Linked DNA regions of Homo sapiens: region 2 is linked to region 1. A link is a loop called in an ENCODE intact Hi-C map of the cell type or tissue named here. Cell type or tissue: GM12878. All regions are shown on one strand. Links, peaks and the distances in the headings refer to the core of each region. The heading gives the core; the rest is flanking DNA.

What was found. Peaks named below come from ENCODE experiments on the same cell type or tissue, not always from the same donor. Only the 100,000 strongest peaks of a DNase experiment are listed, where the experiment ranks them.
Region 2: it touches region 1 in a loop (2.7-fold over the local background); 5 of 110 quality-filtered maps call a loop at or near these places.

The regions. Positions count from the first base shown.
Region 1 is chr4:85,606,697-85,616,142 of GRCh38, reverse strand. All of the region lies in intron 2 of ARHGAP24 (Rho GTPase activating protein 24), which reads right to left. Among named protein-coding and RNA genes, the nearest start is that of MIR4451, 110 kb to the left of the region's middle. RefSeq lists an enhancer at 5,383-5,442. In GM12878, for the core only: no CTCF peak of the experiment used is centred there; DNase peaks (open chromatin) are centred at 5,482 and 8,282; H3K27ac peaks cover 207 bases.
Region 2 is chr4:85,728,202-85,737,647 of GRCh38, reverse strand. All of the region lies in intron 3 of ARHGAP24 (Rho GTPase activating protein 24), which reads right to left. Among named protein-coding and RNA genes, the nearest start is that of MIR4451, 10 kb to the right of the region's middle. In GM12878, for the core only: no CTCF peak of the experiment used is centred there; a DNase peak (open chromatin) is centred at 5,354.

The sequences.
Region 1 (9,446 bases), core at 1,056-9,055:
CCAATGATGCGGAAAAGGCATAAAGGTTTCTCTTCCCATGAAGGTAGCAGCTTGTGCTTATTAAAACTCTAAGTTCTCCAGTGTCTGATCTGCTTTGAGGCATATAATTAAAATATGCCATCTTCCAGCATCAGAGAAATATAAATACACAAACAAGCTGGCCTTTGTTCAAAACCAGCCAAAGATGTTGTCTTAGAATAGACACAATACTAATTAATTTTTCAGGATAAATAATATAAACAATACTCTAGTGACCACATGCTTTTGCAGAGTTTACACCCACTTCCCCAATGTTTACATGAGTTAGAAATGCTTATTGATTGAAAACTTATTGATTGAAAAACTAGCTTTCTTAAACTAAGATTTCCACTTATCCCTTGTGGGAAGGATTCACAATTCATACTACAGTCTGTATAACCACTGGTCTGCTCTCTGTGAGCTTATATTTGATTAATAATTTCATGATTACAACATAATTAATTATATATCATAGAGTTATATATTCTCAATTAATATTTTTCTTACCAAAAATAACATCCAGCAATTTTAAAGACATATATGAGCTACCATACATGTCTCAAGTCAACTGAGAATTGTGGAAAAGATTCTGGCATCCAGCATGTATAAGCCAGTTGAGAAGCAACCCTTAGAAAATGGTACCCTGGTGAGACTTATTTATTTCCGCACAGGTAAGCTGAATATTAAATTACATTCATTATAGCTGAATATCAGTGAAGTCTCTCAGTGACTTTAATCACTGATAAAATTAATTTTATCTTTTGTTGTTTTAGGAGGGGTTTAAACTAAGACATGACTTACAGATAAAGAATATAGCAAAGTAAAATAAATACAATATATGTAATAAATCTTAGGTGAAAGAAAAGTAGGGTAGAAAAACAAAAAGGAAGATAGAAGAAGGTTAGTATACAAACTGCATGCACAAAATCTTGTGTGTTCAACCCAAATCAAGAGATAAATGTTTGGAAAATTTACTGTATTTATACAGCAAATATACACCTGATATAAAGGAAAAACACACCCTTTTAAAATGAAATTGAAGAGAAATTTCTTCTATGGATCATCTTGAGAAAAACTGTAATGTCAGACATTATATTTATATTAAATACAGTGACAAGTTAGTTTTCACAGACTTATTCTTACCTTTCTTGATATAGGCACATGAAACCAAGTCAAATTACATTTCAATAAAAACAATGTAATGATGAAGAAGGAGGACAATTTATAAATAAATATTCGTGTGACTCTGATGGCCTAGTTTAATCACAGGATCTATGAGCAATTTTAATAATGTCAGGGTTATATAGGATGATTACTATCCTAATATATGATATTATCAAAAGGAATTAATGTGATATTTAAGTATTTTAAGGCATTGAAAATTCACCCTGGGCCATTACATAAATCATTTATTAATTCCAACTGATTACTAATTAAGATGGCTAAAATCATTAGGCTGGGTTCACCAGAGCCATTTAAATCCAGCCTAATCAATGATAGGAAATATGGTCAATAATTAAAATATTTTTTTCAATAGCTTTCTTTCAGACTCTAAATTCTAACAACAAATATTCATAAAAACTTTTAAGAGTCAACAAATGTAAAGCTTAAAGCAGCTATTATAATACATAGGAAATTATGTTCTTTTCTGTATGGGAGGTACATGTGGATACCCAAGGCAATTCCTCTAGATGCGATCTCTGACTTCTTTCCCTACTAAGCACTAAATATATATAAATATTTATTAAAATTTAATTCTCACAATAACTTCAGGAAGTAGGTATCCTTTCCCCTATTGTACAAATAAACTAAGCCCAGAGAAATTACACAAGATGCCCAATGTCATACAACTGGTAAATGGTAGAGATCAGATGCCAGGCCATCTCCATAGTGTCTATCACTCTATTTCAGGAGAATAAAGAAGACATTTCGGGGCATAAGATTAATTTCTGTTTTCTTCTTGGAGACTGTTTTATGAACAGTGATGACAGAGTTCTTCATGTTTGTGTCAATTTGATCATCATTTTTTGCCAATAAAGTTTTCTAAAGAAAAGAATTGCATGCTTAAAAACATAATAAAAAGAAAATGAAAATTCAGATTTCTTATTCTAAGCTTGGCCCATTTGTCTTTTCTGTCTTCATTCCCTTTTGCTCCAAATGGATATCTCCTCAATTTCTCACAAGAAAAACAGTGAGGATAACTAGTTCTGATAACTGGTACTGAGACGTGAGGTACTACTGTGCCAAAAACCTAATATATGTATCACTGGCTTTGGGATCAGGTGGTGACCATGAAGCTCCTTTCTAGGAGGCTAGAAAAATGAAGATCCATTTAATGTATTAGTAATATGTTTGGTTAAAATAAATGCTGCCTGTGATAATTTGGAGACAGAAAATATACTTAGTAAACTTGTAAACTTAGGCAAGCAGGTTCCTGGCTAGTATATTAAAAATGTGAATAGGTTTCTGCTAGGTGTTTGGTAATATTCCCCAAAAAATGGACAAACTCAGCAAAGAACTGACTGGTTTGCAAATAGAATTAAGAGGACATATGGCGATCCCAGAAATGTTGGGCTTTGCTGTGCAGGAAAATAAAATTGTTTCTCATTCTTAGCCTTGCCAGTCAGCAAAACATCAAATTAATGGATAACCTGGAGGCAAAAATCAAAGCATATATATGATGTACATATGTATATATACGTATTATAATGTCTGACACCTAATAGGCATTTAATAAATTTAAGACTTTCCTTTATAACAGGACAGGGTTCATGCAATGGAATATTATATAGCAGTTAAAATGAACGAAGTACGTCCTAAATTAATCAACATGGATAAAATTCAGAAATATAATGCTGAGTGATGAAAGCAAACTACAAAAGAAGTCATAAACTGTGATATTTATTAAACTTTTAAAACATAAACTTAGTGTTGTTTATGGATATACATATATGCAAAGCTGTGCAAAGGTATACATTTGCACACACCAACTTCAGGATAGTAAACTGTAACTTAAAAAGGAAGGGAGACTGAGTGCGGTGGCTCACACATGTAATCCCAGCACTTTGGGAGGTTGAGATGGGCAGATTGCTTGAGCCCAGGAGTTCAAGACCAGCCTGGGCAACATGGCGAAACCCTGCTTCTACAAAAAAATACAAAAATTAGCTGGGTGTGGTAGTGTATCTGTGGTCGCAGCTACTCAGAAGGCTGAGGTGGGTGAATTGCTTGAGTCCAGGAGGTTGTGGCTGCAGTGAGCCATGATTGTGCCACTGCACCAGCAGCCTGGGTGACGACACAGCGAGATTGCCACAAAAAAAAAAAAAAAAAAAAAAGGAATGGAAAGGATAGGGCTTTAGCTGTTATCTGTGTATCTGTAACATTTTCTTTCTTTACAAAAATACTGTATGAAAAAATATGGCAAAATGTTAATTCATTAAATGTGAGTGGTGGGTATATGGGTATCCTCTAAATATCTTCTAAAATGGTTTATTCTTCTGAGTTTTTGAAACATTTCATAATTAAAACTAAAAATAATATTAAATAGAAATGAATAAAAAGCATTCCTTTTAGTATACAGCTTTAGATTATTTATTCATGGGTGAAGAATAAGATAATATTTAAATATGAAATTACGCATTTTGCTACTTGGATGCTTTTGCTATACATTGGTCTTTTTTTTTTGAAACAGAGTCTTGCTCTGTTGCCCAGGCTGGAGTGCAGTGAGGCTCACTCCACGCCGAGTGGAGTGCACTCGGCTCACTGCCAGCTCTGCAGTGAACTCCTAGGTTCACGCCATTCTCCTGCCTCAGCCTCCCGAGTAGCTGGGACTACAGGCGCCCACCACCACGCCCAGCTAATTTTTGTATTTTTAGTAGAGACGGGGTTTCACCATGTTAGCCAGGTTGGTCTCAATCTCCTGACTTTGTGATCCACCCGCCTCGGCCTCCCAAAGTGCTGGGATTACAGGCATGAGCCACCGCGCCCGGCAGCTATACACTGGTCTGTGTGTGTGTGTGTGTGTGTGTGTGTGTGTGTGTGTGTAATGTAATGAAAGAGAACCCAATTTATCCACATCTTTGCCTGACTAGCCACCAAAGAAGAAATATTACCCTAATTATTTGCACCAGTTATTTTTAAAGGATTCCTTGCCAGTGCATGCAGTCAATTACAACATACCCACTGGTACTATACAGAACCTGGAGAAAAGCACAGGTCAAGTAGGGGATTATAATTAAATATCTGAATGAAGAAGGAAACAACTTGTTTGCCACAGAAAGACAGGTTAGAGTTTGAAAACAAGATGTACTCACATTTTTCTTGCCTAGTCCATCAAGTTTCAACAAGCAAGCAGTACATATTTTCATCAGACATTTGCCATAGACTCAAAGGATCATCTTAATTTCCAGTCTTTCTCCACATTTTCTAACACAGGCTTATGTACCTGAATCATTTGCCTCATGAAAGGAAGGGATCGGGTTCATGGACAGAGGGGAAGTGGTGAGGACAGGGACTACTGTCGGACAGTGCAGGTAAAGAGTTAGTGATTTTTGTAGTATTGACTAATAAATCCAAACTTTTCCATAAGCTGAAAATTTTTTAAAAAAGAAAGTGCTAAACACAATTTCTAAATCCCTAAAAAATTCAGACACTTTTTTAAAGCTGTCATTTTTCTTAAGTGGATAATTGTCATGGGATCTAGTGGAGATACATGCTTTAATATTATGCAGTGACTGTCATTTATCCAACACTATGACAAAGGTGTTCCATGCATATTAGTTTATCCACACAATAACTTTAGGTTAGTCTATTTATTTGGAAGTTTATTGTTCAACTCCCTACATTTACCAGGTCACATTAGGAAGCAAAGGTTTTTTTATAATATAAAATATTCACTTATCCACTAAACTATAACATTAGGCCCCCTTCCAAGATGCTTCCCAGTTTCACATGTAGCAGTAGCACATAGCTGCAATTATAACTTGTTTCATATTAGATGAAATAGTTATGTGTATAACTCTATGTTTTTAAGATAAAAATCCTAATAAAACTTATTTTTTATTATTTACCATGAAATCAGGCTCTTTTTCAAAATGGATTCATGTTTTCCTATTTCCAATTTTCTTTAACAATAAACATCCTCTCTTCTATTATGATCATGATTTTTAGATGAATAAATTGATACCAAAAGGCAGTTTTTCTTTATTTCTTTCATATCTGTAGAAAACCACACCAAGAGCCTCGACAAATCCAGATCTAACTTACTTCAATATGCAGCCTAACTCTTCAAGTAAAAATGTAAGAGCCACCAAAATTGAGGCACTACTGTAGGAGGCCTGGAAAGACAATGAAGAGACAGTAAAAGGCTATTGGTGAATGTGAATGGAAACTTTGTGAGTTACTAGCAAACACAAGACTTTTGAAACTGGAAACACTTGTTCACCATGGTAGCAAAAACCACCACAAGTCAGAAATCAGTGTGACACTTTTTCCCCACGACGCTAGAAACCACCTTGAGATAATTTCTGATATAGTTTCAACTCAGCTTCACCCATTTCAGACCCTTTGCATTTTGTCTATTTCTGTTGGTGATTCTGAGTCAAATCTATTAAAATGTATTCATCTGGCTCAATAAGGGTGCTTTCTTTTTTTTTTTTTTTTTTTTTTTTTTTTTTTGTAGATGGAGTCTCACTCCTCACTCTGTGGCCCAGGCTGGAGTGCAGTGGCAGGATCTCGGCTCACTGAAAGCTCCACCTCCCAGGTTCACGCCATTCTCCCGCCTCAGCCTCCCAAGTAGCTGGGACTACAGGTGTCCGCCACCACACCTGGCTAATTTTTTTGGATTTTTAGTAGAGACAAGGTTTCACCGTGTTAGCCAGGATGGTCTCAATCTCCTGACCTCGTGATCCGCCTGCCTCCGCTTCCCAAGGGTGCTTCCTAAGGAATATGTGCTTCATACCATGGTATTCTACATTACCTCTTCATTTCAACATACTAATGCCAAACGCTCTGCTAGACCTGAGCAATAAGAAGTTGGCTCAGACTTAGTCTACACCCTCAGGGACCTGACACAAATAAACAAGTTCATTAAATTGTCTTATGCCCAATCATCACATAATCTAGAAATATCAGTTGTACAATAGTTAAAAATAGGGTAATCTAATGAGGTGCAGTTTAATAGCATTTAAACTGGAAGTGCCATAATGCTAAGCAATGAAGGATCTCTTTTTCAGGTCATCAAAGTATTTCATCATATATTTCAAAGTAACTATGAGAAAGAATTTTGAATATTTTTACAACAAAGAAATGATAAATGCTTGACATGATGGATATGCAAGATACCCTGCTGATTTAATCATTATACAATGTATATATCCATTAAGACATCACACTGTGTCCCATTAATATGTGCAATTATTATGTGTCAATTAAAAATGATCTAAAACTGTAAAAAAATCTAACTTAGTCATGAAGGAATGCATGGAGTTGCCTTCCCAATTGTGATAATGGGAAGAGCAGAGAAGGCACAAAAAACAAAGAAGCCCTTGTGTTAGAAAACAACTGAAGTCATTCCAGATTAATTAATAAAAATTTTATATGTATTATGCAAAACATATTAAAGGAAAATAAAATTGTCTTAAAAATCAGTAATTACTCAACTGATAGTGAACTTGAAACATTTTCAAAAGCAGTGATAAAAACTCAGTTCTGAAACAGAGTAATACTCTTATTCCAGAATATTCTGGGGGTACATAAAGGAGGATCAATTGGACGAGGACAGTGTAATGGAGGCATACATTCCAGAATAAAACGGAAACAACACTATTGCTCCTCCTGGCTAATGATGTTCACTAATTTCTCAATGAAGAGAAAATTCAGTTGATGGCAATACCCCATATATTCTATTTCTATTGTTCAGTTTACATTTAGCAAAATAGATAATTTTATAGGGGTCCCATTTCAGAGCATATTTATTCAATCCTTATTAAATAATAGCAAATTTATCCTAGCACTTTACTAGATACTAAGCATTTTAGAAACATAATGTATTGAATCATCACAACCATCCTTTGCTGGAGGTAATACTCTTACTCTTGTTTTACAGATGAGGAATCAGAGTCACAAAAAGGCTAAGAAGTTGAAGGTCACACAGGGAGTAGGTAGAGAGCCAGGATTCAAACCTAAGCAGCCTGTGCTATCTCTCTAACTAAAGAAAGTCCTCGGGTTTAATTATATTAATAAATTCATATTTAAAAACATTGAGTACTGGCTGGGCATGGTGGCTTATGCCTGTAATCCCAACACTTTGGGAGGCTGAGGCGTGCAGATTGCCTGAGGTCAGGAGTTCGAGACCAGTCTGGCCAACATGGTGAAACCCCGTATCTACTAAAAATACAAAAAAATTAGCTGGGCAGGGTGGCACGCACCTATAATCCCTGCTACTCAGGAGGCTGAGGCAGGGGAATTGCTTGAACTAGGAAGGTGGAGGTTGCAGTGAGCTGAGATCATGCCATTGTACTCCAGCCTGGCGACAGAGCAAGTCTCTGTCTCAAAAAAAAAAAAAAAAAAAAAAAAACAACCAAACAAAAAAACATTGAGTACTATCAACCAGGTACTATATGAAGCACAGGGCCACAGAGATGAACACTATTGTTTATGTTTATATGTAAATAATAAATACAATAAAGTCTCACAGAGACTAGGCTATATTTATAATGTCAGTGGACCACAAAGAAGTAGTGGTCAGCATGGAAACTGTTTGGCTGGTTGCCCTAACAGGTAACATTCAACTTGTTGCCTTTATTGACAAAAATAGAGATGCATTAGGTAATTGGCATCCTTAAAAAAATTCCATATTAGCATACCGTATTTATGTCTGAAAGTCTTATATATTACAACAGTCTCCTCTCCCTGTTTTATTCTTTTCCTCTTTTCTCTCTTTTCTGCCTTTTTCAATTCAATTCATATTTTTGAGCATACACTTGAATAAGACACTTTCTGCTCATTCATTATAAACAACATATTAGAATTTATGTTAAAGACAAAGAAGGCTCTTAAATAGAAGAAATCTTTAAAGAGTTTAGAAATTTTCATTCGCTCCTTAGCTTTCCCCTACCTCTGGCACATTTTGTGGCTTCTGTTTTATAACTGCAGACCCACAGACAGTTAGAGGCACACCTGTATAAACACCAAGGCCCAGAGATTTTCGTTGGTCTGCAGCCAGCACCAGGCATCATGCACTTTCATATTCTGTCTCACTTGAGCCCCATCAACACCTGAGGGAAAGCCCAAGACCAAGGGGCTAAACCCTGAGAAAGTTGGCACGGCGTAGCTATGGCTCCAACACCTGGGCTAAATGAGGAAGTATTTTTGATACTTCCTCATTTAGCCCAGGTGTTGGAGCCATAGCTACGCCGTGCCAAGTTTCTTAAAAAAAAAAAAAAGAAAAGAAAAGAAAATAATGCTTGACAGTTTTCAGAAACATTTCCTTCTTTATGATTTAAAATTCATCCCAGAGTGGCTGTGATATATGTGAATATAGCTAAATGCACAGAGAAATATCTGGGACAGATTCAAATGAATGAAATGTATTAATGATATTAGGGAAGGGGTACGGAGATGATTCCTGCATGATATTTTTTTAGTGACAACTGGTGACCTGATACCAGTGAAGTGTAAGATTGTGGTTTTCTTTCTCTTTCTCTCTTTTTCTCTCTTTCTCTCTTTCTCTCTCTCCCTTCCTCCCTCCGTTCCTCCCTCCCTCCCTCTCTCTCTCTTTCTTTCTTTTTGACGATCCTTGGTATTTTGGAAAATCTTTGTGGCTAAAATAAAAGAAACTTAAAGGACATTTGATGCAGAATACATAGCTCTCTATAGCGAATGTTGATCTCTATATCTCATTAATTCAGTTTAGGCAGAATGGAAATCATCTGACCATTCTGGCCCTGATACAGACTCTATTATTCTCATCCATGTGTTTCTATAGATAACATCTACTCCATCTCCAAAGGGAGAATGTCCTTAGATAGAGGGAAGTAAACTCAGGCCCTCTCTCACCAAAGACAAATCAAACTTGAGAGAACTGCAGATACCCTTCCACATTTGCAAAGCCCTTTCATAAAGTTCTAGCAATCCATGAAGGAAGTAAGGTCTGTATTATTATTGTCTCTCAAACTCTTCAAGTCTTTTCTTAAATGTCATCTGATCAGTCTTTCTCTGGCAATTCTTCATAAAGCAGCAATTATTTTCTTCCCTGGCTCCAGCCTTTCTTATTCCCTTGCTGGTTTAAGTTTTCACCATAGCACTTAACTCTATCTAGAACATTACACATTTATGTATTTATATAATGTCAGTCTCACTTGACTACAGTGAGAAGAGTGACTTTGAGTTGTTCACTGGTCTATCCCTGGGGCTTGGAATAGTGCCTGTCA
Region 2 (9,446 bases), core at 858-8,857, 120 kb before region 1:
ATAGTTGAAAAAGTGCAATATTATCATCTCCTTGCTGCTCCCAATTATTTTGAGCAGCAAGAACATGGCAATATTGCACTTTGCATGGAGATCATATTTTCAGCCACGATTAACATACTGAGCCATTGTGCTTGGCTCCTTCTGTGTAATTAAGTCAGTGACCATTAGACTGAGCCCACAACCAGTTTGCTGCCTAGAGTTTCCTATGAACAATTAGTTCCATTAAGAGTCATCCCAACAGTAGTATAGTGATGGCTTTGAGGCTTTGTGTTTCAGACTGCTAATGAAATGGCACTGCTGGCTTCCAGGAAGTACAGGAGATATTCATCTCAAAGGAAGCAGAAATCAAATCCACTAGAGTCTACAGGTTAACAAAGGGCTGAACAGAATGGGTGAATTTTACATTTGGGCACCAGTTCATAGGCACTGGGGAGAGGGGTCACTTATGACTCAGGTCTGGACTTCCAGCATTTAGAGAAGGAAGGTTATACCATCATGCAAAAAACAAACAAACAAACAAACAAACAAAACCATTATTTTTTCACCAGCTGTGTGCTGGTGAAAGAATGATCATCTCATTCTTTTTCCATTGAGTACCTTCACATCAATTGATTTTCACACATCAACTAGGGGAAAGATGACAGAGAAGATGTTACTAAAACTTATCATTGAATTTGAACACATTAGAAATAATGAGGTTTCATTAAAGAAAGCTGAGTTTAGGACAAGTTAGGCACATATGATGGTAGACTAGTGGGATAGTTTATACTAATTTACACAGATCACCATCCTCATTTGGGTGACACTAGTTTACAGACATTCACATACATTGTCTCATCTGTTAGCTCCACAGTGTAACATTCACTTAACTGTTGAGGAAGTGGATGCCACAAGAATTAGAGAAATTGCCTAAGAGATACAGCAGAAACAAAAATCTCTTCTCCTCTACCTACTTACTAGTTTTGTAAGTACTCGATTGCTTCAATAATGGACTTGATCGGTGTTCCTTGAGTGTTCAGCAGAATTCCACCTCTACTTGATGTTTATTGGATGATAAACAATAGTTTCTTGAGGATAAGAATTTGGCACATAATATCTTGCTCATTGCTGATTCTTACTAAATGTTTGATTAACTTAACCAAACTTTGGATTCGAATTGAATCACAGAATTACTGTAGCACTCAGGGTTTCTGATTAGTAACCCCAGAAGCTACCCATTTCTACATTACACTACCTTCCTGTGCCTTCCTTCCTTCCTTCTTTCTTTCTTTCTTTTGTTCAACAAATATTTATAAATGGTTATGACATGTCAGGCAATTTGCTGCACACTGGAAATAAGATGATGAGCAAAACAAAGTTCTAGCTCTCATGGAACTTACATTCTTGAGTGAGAGACAGACATTATTTCTATAAGAAAAATGGCAAGAAGTACAGATCATGGGCCTTCAAAGTGGTTTAAGACATCCTGTGAGGGAGGATTGAGTTTCTTTTCTAAAGAAGCAGCAATTGACATACCATTTGAGAGATGAATAGTAGTTATCTTATGAATCTTGGAATGATGGGAGGAGCCATTCTAAAAAGAGGGAACAGCATATATAAAGGGCCTATGGTTAGTGTGATGCATTGCACATTTGAGAAACTCAAAGAAAGTCAATGTGGTAGAGTACACAGAGCAAGAGAGAAAAATAAAATACATCGGGGGTAGTTATAGGCTATAGTCCTGTAGACGGTGATAGATTTTTTTAAAAAAATAGGAGGTGACTTGATCATACTTGAATATAAAAAATATCACTGTATATGGGAGCTCTATGTACTTTTTAATGTAATGTTTTATAAACCTAAAACTGCTCTAAAAATTAAGTCTATTAAAAATATCACTCTGGCTACAGTGTATGGAAGAGAAGAGAGTGAGGGAAGACTAGAGTCTGAAGACAAGCTAGTAGAATATTGCAGTGCTCCAGGACAAAGAGGACCAAGACTGAGTCCAAGGGCCCTCTGACATGACGAGGTAAGGGAGAAGAAGACTAACAAGTAATGGTGACTAAGAGACAGGGACAATAGAGTAGGATGAAAACTAAGAAAGTTAGTGTCCTAAAAGCCAAATGAAGAATGTGTACCCAGAAAAAAGGAGTAATCAACTGGGTCAAATGATTCTGATTGGGCAATTATTATGAGGATTAAAATGTAATCAATGGATAAAGAAAAATCAGCTGTCATCAATGTCATTAGTAAAAAAAAAATCTGGTGGAATGAGTGGACAAAAGTTGATTTGAACAAAGCTAGAACTTGGAATGAGTGTGGTATAGTTTTGTTGCAAAAAGAAGCAAAACACGTGAGGTGCTGGATGATGGGAGAAGTGTGGTTAAGAGATTATTATTTTTTTTATAAACTCAGAGAACTAATAGCATGATCGTATGTTCATATTTTTAAAACTTTAGTATGCATGAGATTCATTTGCTTTTTAAATGAAAACATTAATGTACTCACACCTGTAATCCTATGAGAATACACACAGGAGCCAAAATTACATAACAAGATAAAAACAGTACAATCAATAGATTACGGTTCCTGAAAAGGTGGGAGTGGAAGGAATTCAAAGACAGATGAAGAACTGGATTTAGGAAGGAAAAGGGGCAGTTTCTCTGTAGTAACAGATATAAGTAATTTTGTATACTTGGTATTAGGAAATTAGGGGAATATCCATTAAATTAAGTTGGCAGTAAGGCTATGTGTGGGAGACAGGATGATCGAAAATAAAATGCAAAATAAACCAACTACTTAAATAATAACTGATTTGCATCAGTTATAGCCAAAGTGGAATGAGTTACTTGTCTTTCAATCAAAGAACCCATTATGACAAATCACAGCCCAGAGATCAGAGCCAAATAGCCTCCAAGCACAGTTTTGTCATTATCTCCACTGTGATTCCGATAAGCAAGTGACACATCAGAAATAATGAGTCATGAGAAGGACAATGTGATTGCTGCTAAAAAAAAAAAAAAAAAAAAAAATTCCCTGAATTATGTCATGCCCCTGCACTAATTGTTTTCCAGAAGCCTTAATTGCCTGCCTTGACACCCCTTGCTCCTGTATATCCTAAATGACAAGTTGGTAATTCACTACAGAAAGCTTGGGCAACTGGATAAGATGTATCAAGTGCTCCCTTTGGCTTTCTGCCTCTGTCTAGATGCATAACAGTTGTATTTAAAGCATTGGTGTACCACTTTTAGAGAGAAGTTTGTCCTCAAATAAAATTAACCTTCACTTAAAAAGAAAAAAATACACAAATAAAGACAATAACAACAGCACTAAGGCTAGATGTCCAATGTATTTCCTTTGGGCAAAGTGATAAAAACAAAACAAAACAAAACACTAAGAGTAAAATTGAAGAGAGTTTTAAATCCAAGGTCAATTTTCAGGAAAAATAGCTAGATATACAATATTTGTTCTTCCCCTGGGCAGCCCTCATTTTTATTTCCTGTGTTTTTAGTTAATGCTTTGGTTGCTAAATCTCTCAGCTTTTTTAATATTTGTGGCAGGAATAAGTAGAGTTCTGGATTATAGTGTGGTGAACATATAGCAAGGTCTGGATTTCTGCTTCTTTCTTTGAGGAGTAGGGTGGAGCTCAAACAGTCAGTCAGAAACATGAGGGAAAGTTTGTCCCCTAAAATAGAGAAGCCTTTAGAAGAACAGTTAAGTCTCATTTCCTTTTTAATTCTGATATGGGCTTACTTGTGTTTCCCCAAAATACATACAAGGAACTTCAAACCCCCAATACCTCAGAATGTGACCCCATTTGGAGACAGGGTCTTTAAAGAGGTAATTAATTTAAAATGAGGTGATGAGGGTGGCCCTAATCCTATGCAACTGATGTCCTTATAAGAAGAAGAAATTAGGACACAGAAGGGCACTGAGGGAAGACCCTGTGAAGACACAGGGAGAAGGAGATGAACCAAGGAGAGAGCCCTCAGAAGAAACCAACCCAGCTGACACCTTGATCTTGAACTTCTAGCCTCCAGAATCCTGAGAAAATACATTTCTGTTGCTTATGTCACCCAGTTTGTAGTACTTGTTATGGAAGCCCTAGAAAGCCAAAAAATACACTAAAGATTCTTTCTACTCACTCCCCTTTCTTGTGAAAGGCACAGAAAATGTTATTTTAAAAACAGTGCTAATCAAGCACAAGTTCATAGAAAAACTTTCTATATGGGACCAGAGAGTCCTTAAACCAGTGCCCCTTCATAATAACAGTTTAGGGACTGTCCTACCAAGTTGGTGAGGCCTGGGCCCAGCGTGGTGGCTCACGCCTGTAATCCCAGCACTTTGGGAGGCCGAGGCAGGTGGATCATGAGGTCAGGAGATCGAGACCATCCTGACTAACACAGTGAAACCCTGTCTCTGCTAAAAATACAAAAAATTAGCCAAGTGTGGTGGTGGGCGCCTGTAGTCCCAGCTACTCGGGAAGCTGAGGCAGGAGAAAGGTGTGAACCCGGGAGGCAGAGCTTGCAATGAGCTGAGATCGTGCCACTGCATTCCAGCCTGGGTGACAGAGCGAAACTCCATCTCAAAAAAAAAAAAAAAAAAAAAGTTGGTGAGGCCTATAAGATCTATAGCTGGTTGATGCAATTTGAATGTAATATAGAAGTTTGAGGTCGGGCGCGGTGGCTCACGCCTGTAATTCCAGCACTTTGGGAGGCCGAGGCAGGTGCATCATCTGAGGTTGGGAGTTCGAGACCAACCTGATCAACATGGAGAAAAATAAATACTAAAAAAAAAAAAATACAAAATTAGCCAGGCTTGGTGGCACATGCCTGTAATCCCAGCTACTCAGGAGGCTGAGGTAGGAGAATCGCTTGAACCCGGGAGGTGGAGGTTGCAGTGAGCTGAGATCACACCATTGCACTCCAGCCTGGGCAACAAGAGCGAAACTCTGTCTCAAAAAAAAAAAAAAAAGAAGTTTGAATTTTTGTTTATTAATCCTATGTTTGAAATATAAATATTTGATTAGCATGGGCTAAATGAACCCACAAATGAATAGGCAAATAAAGATAAGGTCCATTTTAAAGCCAGGAAGCCTGACAGTCCTAGGGATGCATTATTGGGCTGCAGATGGTCCTTAGGGTTTTATCTTTTGAAACATTCAGGACCACTTCATCTCAGTTTTCTATTAAAAAAGAAAAGAAAAAGCCTTCCTTGGTTCCCTGAGAGTTGGCACAGGTCTCAGTGATATGCCAGTGCTCTCCTGGCTACAAGCTTATCTCTCACTCTTAATTATCAGCAGCTGTTCTGCTGCACACTCATTTTCCTTTTCCTCATCTGTTTCTTTTCCTTTGAAGTATGATTCCCCTTTCTCATTCTGACATCGTTTCTAACCTATTGGTTTTTCTCTCCACTGGCCATCAAGTCACCCAAACACACTCTTTCTGTGGCTCAAAGAAGCCCTACCATAGACAAAGACCTGCCTGGACAAACTCTATTTGTAATAACAGCAGCTGACATTTGTTTAGTACTTTGCTATTTTCATAGCTTGATTAGATTGAAAGCCCTTTTCAATTATTGGATAAAAGAAGCAGGTGAACACAAATGGCCTGAGAATGCATAATTAAAACCATATCACAAAGAACAATGGGAAAGATCACATTTATTTCAGCAAATAACTTCTTTGTAAATAGCTTCTGTTTTCAAAGTAATAAAAGACACTATTGGTGTATTAATGAAGGACTCAAGAATGAGGAGAGTACTACTTTCTTTTATTAAAAAACATTGACACATAATAATTGTACATATTTATGGGGTACTTAGTGATGTTGTGAAATATATATAATGTATAGTGAGTAATCAGGATAATTTGCATATCCACCATCTCAAATATTTATCATTTCTTTGTGTTTGGAACATTCAATATCCTCCATCTAGCTATTTGACATGATAATATATTAACGCAAACTATAGTCACCCTACAGTAGTATAGAACACTAGAACTTTTTCCTCCTATCTAGCTATAATGTTGTCTACTTTTAAAATCGTGTAGAGTCTGAGAAGTTAATGAACTTCTCTAGGATCCAGTCTCAGGAGGCACTGGGAAAAAGGTCAATAATCAAGTTAAATAACTCAGACCTAGACAACTCTAACTTTGACTAATCCAATGTGATCAATCCATAGATGATAAAACTGCAGTCTTGTTTATTCATTAATTCAACAAACATGCATTAAGCATACACTACATGACAGCACTCTGCTAGGCAGTAGGGATAGAAGGTGTCTCTTCTCAAGAGCTTCCAATCTAATAGGGAAGGAAGAGAACACAGACAATGCAAGGACTGTGAGTATGGAGGAGAAAGGAATGAAATGCAGAGTATACTGACTCTTAAACCTATAACCCCATTTCTTCTTGTCATCCTTGTTTCTCTTAAGTCTCAGATATTTGGCCTCAGTGTAGTGTAGATAATAAACCTATCCATATTCTTATTGGTATAAGAAGGTGGTTTTGTGGGCGCAGATGGGTGTGAATCCTGGCTTTACCACTTATTAAAAATGTGAATTTGTACCACCGTTTTGCATACATACACATATACATATATGTATATATACACACACACACATGCCCAGTCTCTCTCTCTGTGTGTGTGTGTGTGTGTGTGTGTGTGTGTGTGTGTGTGTGCAGTTATATTAAATGAGTCATTGTATATAATGCCTGACATATATCAGTACAGGGCCTGACACATATTTCAGTAAATATTAAATATTAATATTATGGGAACATTTCTCATACTGATGGTAAAAGAAAACTGGTGGGTTTGGGGCAGGGAGATGTTAATAAATGGGTGGTAAGGGAAACAAACTACCCCTCTAAGAAGATAAGCTTGTTTGTTTGTTTTACTTACAAATAATGTATTGTTATTTTCTGTGAGATACTTAGAGCTTTAAGATACTAATGCAAGCTGGGTGTGGTGGCTCACGCCTATAATCCCAGCACTTTGGGAGGCTGAGGGAGGAGGACTGCTTGTACTCAGGGATTTGAGACCAGCCTGGGCAACATAGTGAGACCTCATCTCTACAAAAACAAAAAAATTAGCTGAGCATGGTGGTGTGAACTTGTGGTTCCAGCTACTACTCGGGAGGCTGAGGCAGGAGGATCACTTGAGCCCAAGAGGTTGAGGCGGCAGTGAGCCGTGATTGCACCACTGTGCTCCAGCCTGGGTGACAGAGTGAGACCCTGTCTCAAAAAACAAAACAAAAAACAGCTAATGTACATCATATAAAGGAAAGCTTAGAAGACACTTCAAGCTTATTTGATCTTGCCAGAGTTGCTTCAATCTCAGAATATTTGTAAATAACTCCCTGAATTTGTGTGGACTGAATAAAATATGGGACATGTTTTTCATGCTAGGCACATCCCATCTCCTATTAATGGTATTCATAAAGTCACATAAGAGATTTCAGTTCTGGTCAGAATCTAGAATTCCAAATGAACTGAGATGGTGTTTAAAAGAGATTTCAGTTTGGTCACTAACACTTTTAAAGTTCAATGTGATTTAAAGCATAGATATTATTCAGAGATGGAACTTCTAAATAAAAATATTGGCAAATAGTTCCTGAATCATGATTTTGAGGCAATGGATAATGCCATGGCCTGGGGAGACAGGCTGTCTCAGAGTTCTAATTCTGGCTCTGGTGGCACCAGTGGGGATTAGTGATTTATATCAGTATTTCATCTTCCTTTTCATAGGTTTGCTTTTTTTATCTAGCCCAGGGGTCAGCAAACTATGCCCACGGGCCAAATCTGGTTCACTGTTTATTTTTTACATTTTTAAGTGGTTGGAAAAAAATAAAGAATAATATTTCTGATATTTGAGAAGTATATAAAATTCACATTTCAGTGACCATAAGTAAATTTTATTGACATACAGCCACATCCATTTGTTTTCGCTACCATGGCAGAGTTGAACAACTGTAGTGGAAACCTTATGGTCACAAAATCCTAAAATATTTACTCCTGGATCTTTCCAGAAAAGGTTTGCTGGCCCCTGGTCTAGCGAATAGTGATGGTGACTGGATCAATATGTCTACCAACACTGTGAGAGGACACTCACTCCTCATAGGGACACTTCACAGGAGGATCGTATGATCATGCTGTCCATCAGTTCGTAAATGCCCCAAATGTATGTTGGTTGAAATGACATTAGCCAGAATTCCAAAGGATTAAAAACATTTTTAAAACGTTCTTTGTACCATGTTAATAGCTTCTTTCAAGTGTATATTTTAATGTATTTTAAGTAGGAAGGGAATTTTGAAACAAAAATCTCAAACACTTTCTTTAAGAACACATAGTAGTTAATACATGCTGCTTTCACCAATGCATTTATTTAGTTCATGTAGAGCTACTTGTGTATATAGAATTATGTTTTCATACCGTAAGCAACTCCTACTCACATTCTCTAAATGATTTGCACATATTAAATCTAAGCAAAAAAAAAATACAAGCTTCACGGCTGCCTACAGACTTAGGCAGACAAAAAAAGAGATTGTCACAGCTGCTTTGGGGTAACAAATATAATTGCATGGATTTTAACTTACAGAATTAACACAAAAAAGAAAAAAAGTTAAGATAAGGGAGTGTTGTAAAATTAAATGCCTAAGCAGCATATTTAACTGGTGATCAAGAAAGTGACTAAACTTGATGCTAAAACACAATTAAAACATTCCTACATTTTCATATAAAATATATGTCAAATATTGGCTTACATTTTCAAATGACAGCAAGTTAATGTAGCCAATGACGTTATTTATTCAACCCAGAAGGAGTCACAAATGCAGACATGTATGGTAAACTTTTATTGCTGTTGTTACATTATTATCCCAAAAACTCAAAAATTGGCCAAACTTTTTTCTTTCCCAGAGACACCCATGAATCTATCTCATAACTATTTATTTCTCAGCTGGCCTATTATGTAACACAGCTGCAGTAACCATCTAAGTAGGTTGAAGTTTTACTAAATTAAAAATTTTACAGCCTCCAGACCCATGAAATGTTCCATCCAGGAAAAGTTCTTCTGTAAATGTGCAAAATAGGTCTGTGGAGTTACACAATCATAGAAACAGGAGAAAGAACAACTGAATCAGAGAGGTAAAAGTCTAAAACTGATTGGTATAACAGATAATTACAAATAACAGTTTATGCACACATGTACATAGATAAAATAGATAAATGCATAGGAACATAGACAGATTAGCTAAAATAGAGATAAAGAGTGAGAGAGAGGTGAGAGAGAGAGAGATAATAAAGTCTTTGGTTCCCAATATAAACTATTATTCTTAAACTACAGTCAATGATTGCATTTTAGGGAATCTCTGAAGTCCTCAAAAGTATGTGCAATTTTGGTAGGTATTTGCCTTTTTTTTTTTTTTTTTTTTTGGCAAAAGGATCAATGCATTTATTAGATTCT